Regions from separate parts of the Homo sapiens genome. Here region 2 is linked to region 1. A link is an interaction called in ENCODE POLR2A ChIA-PET data of the cell type or tissue named here. Cell type or tissue: B cell. All regions are shown on one strand. Each heading gives the region's core, and the rest is flanking DNA. Links, peaks and the distances in the headings are about the cores only. Region 1 has its middle 49 kb from the start of PLCG2. Region 2 overlaps PLCG2 (phospholipase C gamma 2).

Evidence for each region. ChIA-PET counts read pairs that join two places held together with the same protein. Peaks named below come from ENCODE experiments on the same cell type or tissue, not always from the same donor. Only the 100,000 strongest peaks of a DNase experiment are listed, where the experiment ranks them.
Region 2: POLR2A ChIA-PET joins it to region 1 with 5 read pairs; 5 of 35 experiments call an interaction of 5 or more read pairs at or near these places.

What each region holds. Positions count from the first base shown.
Region 1 is chr16:81,729,066-81,731,968 of GRCh38, reverse strand. No RefSeq gene overlaps it. Among named protein-coding and RNA genes, the nearest start is that of PLCG2, 49 kb to the left of the region's middle. In B cell, for the core only: a CTCF peak has its summit at 1,546 (motif pointing right); DNase peaks (open chromatin) are centred at 1,468 and 2,362; H3K4me3 peaks cover 1,037 bases; H3K27ac peaks cover 890 bases.
Region 2 is chr16:81,794,613-81,797,515 of GRCh38, reverse strand. The region is part of intron 2 of PLCG2 (phospholipase C gamma 2); the gene reads right to left. Among named protein-coding and RNA genes, the nearest start is that of PLCG2, 17 kb to the right of the region's middle. In B cell, for the core only: no CTCF peak of the experiment used is centred there; a DNase peak (open chromatin) is centred at 1,236; H3K27ac peaks cover 2,500 bases.

The DNA.
Region 1 (2,903 bases), core at 252-2,751:
CAGTAAGAGGCTTCTGGTTCCCTCTTCATGTGCTCCTGTGCAGGCCGGGTCTCACTAACGCAGGCTTCATCACAACGGCTTCGGCACTGACCGAGTAGTTCAGTGAAACATTAATAGCTGAGAGAGCCAGTGCCCTTCTACAAAGGCTGGAATGTCACAAAAGCCCACCAAGAGTTTTGCCTGGGCCTTTCCTGGGCCTTGAAGCATGACAGGATAACGAAGGAATTCTTAACAGGACCTGTTTAGGATTAAACAAGTTTTACTGGGGGTCTGAAATAACTCCCCAGGCCTCCACAGGCAAGTTTATTGGGGGTCTGAAGGAACTCCCCAAACCCCCATGATTTAGCAGGAGACAAGATAAGGGTAATCACCGCAGCACCTGGACCCATTTAGATTAAATAAATTTACTGAGGCTCCAGAGGAAGAGCTTCAGGACTCAGACCTTAGTTATAGAAGTTAATCACGGCTAGGCATGGTGGCTCAAGCCTGTAATCCCAGCACTTTGGGAGGCCCAGGTGGTTGGATCACAAGATCAGAAGGTCGAGACCAGCCTGACCAACATGGTGAAACCCTGTCTCTACTAAAAATAGAAAAATTAGCCTGGGCGGGGTGGTGCATGCCTGTAATCCCAGCTACTCAGGAGGCTGAGGCAGGAGAATTGCTTGAACACAGGAGGCACAGGTTGCAGTGAACTGCAGTGCACTGCACTCCAGCCTGGGTGACAGAGTGAAACTCCGTCTCCAAAAAAAAAAAAGAAAGAAAGAAAGAAGTTAATCACTTATGTCTTTAGATGAATACACACTCAGACGTAGACATATAGCTTAGAAGGTACATAATCTCTGGAAAACTTTGTAATTTTGAGTTGGTCTGGGGATAATTTCCAGGCCTTCTCCCTGCACCCGGTTACAGAAATCAACTCCTTCCTTTCCCCGTTCATCTGCATCTCGTTATTGGGCCGCGAGAATAAGCAGCCCCACCCTCAGTTTGGTCCGGAAACACTCCTGTTAAGGGGACGACGACAGGAGCATGCCAGAACACTCTTATGCCAAGACAACTTCCAGATTGGGGACTGAGTCCGCCCCTGAGAGGGCAGTCCCTGGACCCCAAGGTGGGGAAGCCTGGGCCCCCATCTCAGGGGGTTCCCCATCCGCTACCCCAGGAGCCAGCGCAAGGCCGAAGCCACGTCTGGGCGGCAAGGGTCGGGGCGGGCTGGGTGCAGCAGGGAGCCCCGCCCATTCTGGGCATCCTGCCTCTGGCAGGGTTGTGCTCTTAGGTGGAGCCACCGCCTGCAGGACCCAGGTCTGTGCCCTCTGCTTCCCTCAGCCTCACAGAGCCTCCCAGCCCGGGCTCCCGCAGCTGCAACGCTGGGCAGGGAAGCCGGGTCTCCATGACAACGTTGACGTCACCGGCCCGGGGCTGGGAATTGCCTCCCGCCCCCAGCAGCGGCCAGGCCCAGCCCCAGCCCGGATCTGCAGCAGCTGGGACCCCAGGAGCGTTGGCGCCTCCGACCCTGTCCTCTGACCTTCCCGTCCTGGCCACCAGGGGCAGACAGGCGTGAACGGGCCAGCCAGGCTCTCACCTGCCTGCCACCTTCCCGAGATCCCGCTTCTTCCCGCCCTTCCCTTTTGTCCTCAAATTGCTCTCAGCTGGTTGCAAGCTCAACAGACCTCGCTTCCTGTTTCATTAACTGGAAACCCCCTCCCGGGAGAATGTGCATTTTAATAGAATGTGGGGAGCGATGAGCTCGCTGCTCTCTCGATGGCTTCACCTCTGCCTCCCTTTACTCCACAATACAGAACAACTCCCAGGCCGGGCGCAGTGGCTCACGCCTGCAATCCCAGCACTTTGGGAGGCCAAGGCGGGCGCATCATCTATGGTCGGGAGTTCGAGACCAGCCTGACCAACAAGGTGAAACCCCCGTCTCTACTAAAAGTACAAAAATTAGCTGGGCATGGTGGCGCATGCCTGTAATCCCAGCTACACGGGAGGCTGAGGCAGAAGAATCACTAGAACCCGGGAGGCGGAGGTTGCGGTGAGCCGAGATCACGCCATTGCACTCCAGCTTGGGCAACAAGAGCAAAACTCCATCTCAAAAAAAAAAAAAAAAAAAAACAAAAAACCTCCCAGATTATCATATAGCCCCTCCCACATCCCGGGCGTCTACCCTGTAACAGCTTCCCACTGCCCTAGTGCTGAGACTTCAGAGGCCTCGGCTCTCTACAGCGGCCCAGACCCCCGTACCTCCTCCTGTTCCTCCTCCTCCTCCTCCCCACTTCCAGCATCTGTTCCGCCGACGAATTGCCAGGCTCTGCCTCGGGGCCTCCGCACATGCTCTTCCCTCTGCCTGCAAGGCAGTTTCCTCCTCCGCCTCCCCTCGGGCTGGAGACTCCAGCTGCTCTCCAGGCCTAGGCTCGCAGGTGAGCTCAGTGCTGCCCCCTCTTGAAGGCGCTCACAGCAGCCTGCACTTCCTTTCGGCCCTCCTTGCTGTCCCCAGGGTGAGGACAGTTAACAATAACGTGGTGTGTGTTTCCAAACAGCGACAAGAGACGTCTGAATGTTCTCACCACAAAGAAATGATCAAGGTTTGGGGTGATGGATTTGCTGGTTACCCTGATTTGATCATTACACAATGTATACATGTATGGAAACCATAAATATGTACCATTGCCAAGTATTGTGAACCCCAAAGTATCTGAGACAGGGCTCAATCAATTTAGAGAGTTTATTTTGCCAAGTTTAAGGACGTGCCGGTGACACAGCCTCAGGAGATCCTGAATGTGTCGAAGGAGGTCAAGGTACAGCTTGTTTTTATACATTTTAGGGAGGCGTAATACGTCAATATGTGTAAGACTGACATTGGTTCCATCTGGAAGCGTGGGACAACTCAAAGTGTGCAGGGCCTT
Region 2 (2,903 bases), core at 119-2,618, 66 kb before region 1:
GCACTCTTAGTCTGTGGGTCAGGACTACCGAAGGCCTGGCCCCAAGATCGGGCCTTGCATGAAAGCAGGAAAAGTCAACCCCAGGATTTCTGATTTCAACCCCAAACTGCACAGCACCTAAATCTCTCCCAAGACAAATCAAGACACATAATTTTGCGAGCCTGATATACAAAAACCCGCATTTATATCTAAGACAGACTAGGGGACAGGTAGTGGAGATAATTTTTTTTTTTTCAAAAATGATTCACCAAGGGACATCTTTAACTAGATCCCTCCCCCAACTCAGCACAATCCCTAAGACGTTGGACCTGCACTGACTTGTCAGGAACTCCAAATATACCTGCATTCCCAGAACTTGGTGCTATTTTGAGGGACAAATGCTGCCTCCCTCGTTTACCCACTACACTGTATTCCCTCTTACACCCTCAGGGCCCAGGCCAGAACCAACGCAGCTAGAAAATAACATGACACGTGGAAGAAAGCAACGCCTCTTAAATTCCGTTATGACAAACCACAACCCATCCATAGTATCAGTGGCTGAATGGGTAGGTCAATCCCTGTACTCACCCCGTTGCCCTCAGGCCCCTGTTACATGAGAGTGTATTTGTGTGTTAGGCCTGCCACTCATGAAATACCAAAAATTGGATGGCCGAAACAACAGAAGTTTGTCTCACAGTTCTGGAGACCAGAAGTCCAAAATCAAAGTGTTGGCGAGGCTGGTTCCTCCTGAGGGAGCACCCCTGGTGTTCCTTAGCTTGCAGATGCATGACTCAGATTTCTGTATCTGTCTTCACATGGCCTTCTCTCCCTGTGTCTCTCTCTCCTCTTCTCATAAGGAAACCAGTCATATTGGATTAGGGCCCACTCTATTCCATTATGATTTCATCTCAACTAATTACATCTGCAAAGACCCTCTTTCCAAATAAGATCACATTCTGAGTATGGGGATTAGGACCTTGACATATGAAATTGGTAAGGACAATTCAATCCGTAACAGGCACCCACCACTGCCCACAGCCCGGGAGCCAGACGATGTCCTCTTACAGGAGACCACCTCCAATCCACCCCTATGCCCAGGAAAGGCTGGCCGTGCCAAAGGATACTGATCTCCAAAGCAGCCTGCTCATGTGTGCTGGCTTTAAAAGGCATGGCCCATAGGAGGCCTCTCTCTCAGGGGTCCATCCTTGGGAGGTTGCAAAACCAAAGCTGTCACTGATGTGGCAGCAACAGAAAAAGCCAAGGTTTGGAGACAGTCTGTGCTGGGGAGGGGAGGGCCACATCTGTGAGAGAAACCCAAGAGGGCAGATGAGGCTGTCTAAGAGACATCACCATCAGCAGCTCTAGTTACAGACAGGAAAGTCCTCAGTGCCAGTGGCTCACCACTTCCCTTTCCATGCAGCCCAGCGATGAGACTGTTCATTCTCCTGGATTCCTACAAGACTCCCAAACCCTTACCATCAACCTGCTTATCAGCCTTCACTGGGGCACCTAGAGCTGCCTCTGTACCCTCCAAAATTAGGGGTTACAGAAAAGCCTGGAAGGATGCCCCCCAACTTAGGCCCTGTTCTTCTAGCATGCGGCTAGGGCATGTTTCCCAGCATCCCTTGCACTTGGTCACATGCCAAATTCTGTTCAATAGAAGGTGGGAGGGGGCCGGGCACAGTGGCCCATGCCTGTGATCCCAGCTCTTTGGGAGGCCAAAGCAGGAGGATCACTTGATCCGAGGAGTTCAAGGCTGCAGTGAGCTGTGATCACACCACTGTACTCCAGCCTGGGCAATAAGCAAGACCCCATCTCTTGGGGAGAAAAAAAAAAAGCAGGTGGGAGGAAACAGGTACATCCACTTCAGGTATGGCCCATAGAAACCTCCAACCTCCTGAGCCATCCTCTGCTCTTCCTCTTCCTCCATGCAGTGGTCACACAAAGGATCCTGCGGTAGCCTCCAACACCTTTGGAGATGATAGCACAGAGTCCCATTGTGATCAGACAGCAGAGTCCCACCCCCAATCCCACTGGATCATGATTTGAGTGAGTGAGAGATAAACTTACAGGAAGAAATAACTTGTTACTGCAATTAGGCTACCTTCACTAATAGGAAAGCTTTGTTGCTATGCCCTATGCCAGAATGCTCTCCCCACAGAGCTTCCCATGGCTCCCTCCTTCTCACCCTTCAAGTCTCAGCTCAAACATCACCTCTACAGAGAGGCCACCCTGAGGCCTTCCCCAGCTAGGCTAGTGCTCCTGACTAATGACTCCTTATTACAGTACCCTGTTCCTTTCCTTCCTAGCGTCTATCACGATCCAACATGATTGAATGTGTTAGTCTGACTTTTTCTGCTTTTCCTACAAGATTGTAAGATCCTCTAGAGATCTTCAGGGTCCTGTTCACTACTTTATCCCCAGTGACAAGCACATTGCCCAACACACATCAGGTCCTCTTTGAGTATTTGCTAAATCAACAAAGGAACAAATTCTAAGAACATTCTAAGGTTGTCATCCAGGATAGAAGACAACTCTTGAAAACAAGACAAGCAATTCCTCAGCTATTCAGCATAAGAGAAGGGCTATAGCACCATCAAGAATAAAAATGTCAACTCTACTTTTCACACTGGCATGCTCCAAAGTGGAGGACACATACTCCAGGGGGAGCAGGACAATCCATCGGGTGCAGGAAGGAAAATCCTCATATAAATGGAAAATGTAGTATTTATCCCATCCTTTCTACAATGCCATCTTGCCTTTATGCTGGATGATGATAATGATGACATCAACGACAGCAAGAGCAAAAAATACTTAAGCACATCCTCTGTGCCAGATACTATTGAAGGATTTTACATATATCACGTCATTTACTTATCACAAGAGTCTTATGGGGTGTGTTCTTCAACTATTCTCATTTTATA